Regions from separate parts of the Homo sapiens genome. Here region 1 is linked to region 2. Evidence: chromatin contacts called from ENCODE Hi-C or POLR2A ChIA-PET data. All regions are on one chromosome and are shown on one strand. Each heading gives the region's core, a stretch centred on a gene start or an enhancer-like site at or near the end of the contact. The rest is flanking DNA. Distances are from core to core; before and after follow the strand shown. Region 1 overlaps RASGRF2 (Ras protein specific guanine nucleotide releasing factor 2). Region 2 overlaps MSH3 (mutS homolog 3).

The links. Hi-C counts contacts between places; a loop is a spot of excess contacts on that map. ChIA-PET counts read pairs that join two places held with the same protein, here RNA polymerase II (POLR2A). Pooled maps may share reads with other maps.
Region 1: a map of naive thymus-derived CD4-positive, alpha-beta T cell shows a loop between it and region 2 (6-fold over the local background). The contact joins two enhancer-like sites. A Hi-C loop is called at or near these places in 1 of 168 maps with a recorded cell type or tissue (naive thymus-derived CD4-positive, alpha-beta T cell) and 10 of 50 pooled maps. POLR2A ChIA-PET finds 5 or more read pairs at or near these places in 8 of 52 experiments (A673, Panc1, activated CD4-positive, alpha-beta T cell and 4 more).

Annotation. Positions count from the first base shown.
Region 1 is chr5:81,006,371-81,009,070 of GRCh38, reverse strand. All of the region lies in intron 1 of RASGRF2 (Ras protein specific guanine nucleotide releasing factor 2), which reads right to left. Among named protein-coding and RNA genes, the nearest start is that of RASGRF2-AS1, 47 kb to the right of the region's middle. Within about 2 kb of position 1,315, at least 3 of the 41 ENCODE cell types and tissues checked have a DNase peak (open chromatin) inside an H3K27ac peak, as active enhancers do.
Region 2 is chr5:80,754,489-80,757,188 of GRCh38, reverse strand. All of the region lies in intron 12 of MSH3 (mutS homolog 3), which reads right to left. Among named protein-coding and RNA genes, the nearest start is that of DHFR, 100 kb to the right of the region's middle. Within about 2 kb of position 1,353, at least 4 of the 41 ENCODE cell types and tissues checked have a DNase peak (open chromatin) inside an H3K27ac peak, as active enhancers do.

The DNA of each region.
Region 1 (2,700 bases), core at 66-2,565, 250 kb before region 2:
GGGGTAGTAGTGGACTCCCACTGGTCTGCCACACTCTGTTGTGAGTCTCTGTTGTGAAAGCTATCTATGTGGCAAAGCCAACCAGATCATGAGTCCAAAACCCAGGACTCTGACTTGAAGTTCTACTTGCTGAGACAATCAACCACAAAAGGATGGATCACACGGAAAGGAAGAAATAGATGGGCTGGAGCCTGTATAGATAAGAAGTATGTCCAGAAAATAAATTTCCAAAAAATCATCAAGTCTACAAAATTCTATTCTGCCCTTGAATTTTATAATGGTTCTAGATGCCACCCTAGCCATTTCTGTTCTCATTTCTAATATTAAATCAGCAGCCTAAGAGACAGGAGGTGCTACAAAAGGGAGAGGAAGGAGGGAGGGAAGAAGAGAAGGAAGAGGGGAGGAATCCATTTTATCCATTATTTTATCAACCATCTTATTTTTGAAAGTGTCATGCTGGTATGTATTTTATAGACACACATATACTGATCTTAAGAAGATTACAGTTTAGCTGAAAAGCTAAATTAGGCACTCATAAAGCAATTAAATAACATTATAAGATTAAGTAACAGTGCAAGATGTGTCAAAGTGCTAAAATAAGCTGTATGAAAACTGAAACCAGCCAGGCACGGTGGCTCATGCCTGTAATCCCAGCACTTTGGGAGGCTGAAGCAGGTGGATCACTGGAGGTCACGAGTTTGAGACCAGCCTGACCAACAGGGTGAAACCTCGTCTCTATTAAAAATACAAAAATTAGCCGGGCGTGGTGACACATGCCTGTAATCCCAGCTACTGGGGAGGCTGAGGCAGGAGAATTGCTTGAACCCGGGAGGAGGAGGTTGCAGTGAGCCGAGATTGTGCCACTGCACTCCAGCCTGGGCGAAGAAGCGAGACTCTGTCTCAAAAAAAAAAAAAAAAAAAAAAAAAAAAAGGAAAGAAAGAAAGAAAAAGAAAACTGAAACCATCATCATCCACTTTTTCCAATTACTACACATTTGAGATAGCTGGTTCTGTAAATCAGACGAGACAGTGCAATTTTGGCCTATCAGAAAGTGTTTACCATAGATGAAGACAATAAATACTATTGCTGGATGGTCCTGGGAAGCTGAGGGTATTGGAACCCTTCCATAACTGCCATGGCCAAGGGATGAGGATGCTTCCATTGCTTTTCCTGTTCACGTCTCTCTCTTCAGTTCACCCCCTCCCAAATGAGAAGCTGCATCGGATCTGCTTGCTCAGCATTTTGCATTTACTAGGTGACTCCTCCATGGATGAGGTCACTCCTTTGAAGAACAATACATGGTTATCCTTCTGTCTCAGTTGCACCTGCGATTAGGTGAGCAAGTCAAGCAGTTATCGTGGAGGGGCAGCTGATCTGAATAGTTCACTTTCCTCGTCCTAAATCAGCCTTCAATATTTACCATAAATGCAAGGACCACCCTGAGAAAGTTGAGTTTGTTGGCGTGAATTTTTCTTAATGGAAAAAAGAAAGCGAGGGAGTATATGGCCAACTAACCCTCACCATGAAGGAAAAAATGACATCCCGGGGCAGCTGACAATAGGGCTCTCTAAACACTTGGTGCCAGTGTGGAGGTGTTCTGGCCTCAAGGCAGCTCCAGGGAGAGGGTCCCTGGGAAAGAATGAACCCCTTCCTCAGGGCAGAAGAGCCTGCTTCACTGCACAGAGTGGTCTCTCAGGAGCTAGAAAAGTTAATGAAGTTGCTGAGCTTGAAAACCAGAAAGTAGGCAAAAAGAAAAACAAGTTCAACCTTCCTCCAACACAGGAAATAATTTGAAACCACAATCAGAAACTTTTTGAGCATTATGAAAGTGTAGAGGCCAAGGGAAAACTCCTCCCCTTCACCTTCTGCAGGTTTCCTGAAAGCTACACCCCCTCCCGAATGAGAAGCCACATCTAACAAAAGGAAGGTTAACAGGAGAAGAGGCATATACACATTTATAAATGTGTACGGAGGCAGGCGGATCACACAGTGATTACTCCACCACGCAATGAGGTACAGATGGTTAATGGTTATATACCCTTCTGAGGAGAAAGGGAGATGGGGAAGTGAGGCTTATTTTAGGGGGTTAGTAAACCATTTTTAGGAGAATGCCATGGACTCGAGGAACATACAATGGCCTGGGACAATGTCTCGTGGGCCCGCAGAACAGACAATGGTTTGTGACAAGTCTATAAAAGTGTGTTGATGGACTTGGAATCTTTCTTTCTGAGACATGTGTTCAGTTAATGAAAACTCAGGAAAGTGACCAGAAGTAATTGTTTTCTTCTTCAGCAGGTCTGGACTTTAGGCAGATAAGGGAACTTCAGAGAACAATTTTATCCTGTGCTTTGGGGCAGACGGAGAAGTGGGGAAAGGGGGATCCGAGAGGTCTCAAGGCTCCTTCCTCGGTTCAGCATGTCAAAGCACCATAGTTCGGGGCATCAGCTTCTGAACCCCAGCAAAGGGAATAAGCATTTTGATGGCTTCTAAATCACCAAAACACAGGAGGAAGAAGTGGGTTAGCTGCTCTGGGGTATGGAACTATTAGATTCTGACACACTTACAGCCTTATCTCTGCCTACTACATATGAAGCTTTCTACTGACTATTCTAGAAGGTAACATACTTTCAGAAACACCTTTGCACTTTCAAAACTATCATGGCTTTACCAAAACCACTTAACTCAAAAGACTTTTCACT
Region 2 (2,700 bases), core at 104-2,603:
CCATTTACCCTGATATGATTATTATACATTGTATGCCTGCAACAAATATCTCATATACCCTTAATATATAGACCTACTATGTACCTACCAACATAAAATGTTTAAAAAAAGTTGTCTGGTGGGGGTGGGGAGCTGAAATACAAACTGCTAGGGGTGTATTTTTTGTTTGGTTTCGTTTTACTGAAAAGTTTGACTTTTAAGACAGCACAGAACGAGTAGATTAAATTCAGACATTAACACATTGGTCATGTGAAATGGCTAAATGAACTACCTAAATAATCTCCTGTCAGAAACATGAACCATAGGCCCTTTCCTAGGATCTAAGCATCATTAGACCTATATAGCTTCACCTTTCACATACACCATTCATTCTTACATTCAATGAACAATTACTGAGTGCTTACAAAGTACTAATTGTACAAAGTGGTAGACATTAGGGCTATAATTGTTAACAGAGCTTTGCTAGTCTACAAACAATTTACACTCTAGTGATGAATAGTAAAACTTTTTAAAAAGCATTAATGATAACAATGTAATAAGATTATAACTGGGTTATGATCTAGGTACAATGGGAACACAGGCCAGGAGCACCTAACGAACAAATGCAGTTTTAGGATCAGGGAGGATTTCCTGGGGGTAGCTATTGAGTAAAAGATTAGCTATTGTCTATAAAAGATTAGTGGAAAATGGAGGGTGAAGGTTTGAAAATGTGATCACAGGAGCTGGGATCCAAGGCTAATAGTCTGGATGCACATAAGAACAGTGTCAGGAATACCAGTTAGAAAGCTGTTTCAAAAATCCAGAGAAGAAACACTGAAGGCCTGACATTGCCACCCTGTGCTGCATTCTAGGTAATTTCTTCAGGTATTATCTTGCATTTCAGTTATTTCCTCTATTCTTGTTTAACCCATATCCTGCTTTGTTGTTGTTGTTTTCTTTTCTTTCTTTCTTTTTGGAGTATAAGATCCATTCTTATTTAAGTCATTCTTTTTTTAATTTCAATAGTTTTTGTGGCAGAAATGGTTTTTGGTTACATGAATGAGTTCTTTAGTCCATTCAGTCTTAAAGAATTGTCTGTGTTTCCTTTTTAAATCAATCTGAGCCCTTTTGATAGTATTTATTTTCCATGCTCATATTTTTTATTCTATTTTGTATTTTTTTAACTTGGTGATTTATGTGAGTACCATCAGACTGTTTTAAATAAGTTTCACAGCTTGGAAATTGCCAGACCACACAGAGTATAAATTGAAACTGAAAATCTATGAGGGAGGGCCTGTGGTTAAGAATTCTTAGAAACGTTTTCCTCAGGCAAGAACAGGTCAAGACGTATTTGTCACCTCTCTACTGAGACCACAGTCCTTTGAGTGTCTCACGTTACTATGGTATCTCTAACTTAAATGGACCCAAGACCCTGTCTCCTGTCTCCCACAAGGCAGTTGAACCCCAATCCTTTTGATTACCAAGATCTGCAGGAGCCCAGAGGGCAGCTGCAGCAGTCAATTCACTTCCATTTCCAGTTCCTTTTTCCATCTGTTCCCTCAGTTCTTCCCTTATGTTTTAAATACAGATTCAGCAATGTCCTAAAGGGATGTTTGTTATGCTTGATCCAGCATATCTAGTTATTTCACATAAGGAGATATTTTATGACATTAAAACCACAGAAAATGAAGTCTTCTTATGGCATTTTTGAAGACCGATATTTGGAAAATCCTCATTAATAAAGGCATAAAGATGGAGAAAGATAAAGCAGGAAGGGCCAAAAAGGAAAGATATTTATTTCCTTCTCCTCATTCTCTCCAATATTCCTCTTCCTCAGCCCAAATGAAAGCTGCCATTTGCTGCAGGTCGTTTGTGCAGGTCTAGAGCTCACTGAAGGTCCGAATGTTGAAGAACAAAGCAGAGGCCAGCTAAAAGTTCCTGGATGTTAGTTAATCCCTATGCACTGACAGTCGGGACAAACAGTAAGAGGCACTCGGGTTCATTTTGTTCTTAGCAGCAGCAGTTCCTCCTTTAAACTCTCATTCAAACCGGCAGAGGAAAGGGGCACCAGGTCAGTCCCAATCAAACACAGCTCTCAATTACGCACCACCTGCTACTCTCCCTTCCCATTTCCGAGCAGTAATGCATCCCCAGGGGCTGAGTAAACCAGAGTCACTGCAAGTGAACACCCGGTTGCTGGCTCATGGAACATGGGAAACCACAAAGAATACAGAGGGCTTCCCGGTGTAGTTCATTTTAGAAGTTCCAGAGTTAAAAGTGACATTTGGTTTCATTAACACAAATTAAATGTTAAGTGGAAGGAAATATGCAACATTCTATTACTTCATCATTTGGGCCAGGGTAACAAATTAGAAATACAACCATTAATACTCCAAACATATGGGTTTACCAAAACAAAAGCCATTTAATGTAGAGAACATTGACCACTAAAATGTACTTAGTACATCAGAAAGTCATGCAAAAATGTAGTCAAAGATCTATTTCCTAACACAAACCATTTTCTATTCCCTTAATTATGTGATTTAAATGCCAAGAATTATCTTAGCATGCCTAATTTCCTAAAGCAGTTTTCTAAAAATCTAATTTGACTTATAAAGGTATTACTCATTTGCTCTAAATGTGGTATTGAGTTATAGAGTGAGTAACAGGTAAGTATTTGATTTTAGTACAAAAGCTTCCACTACTTGTATCTCTTCCTCC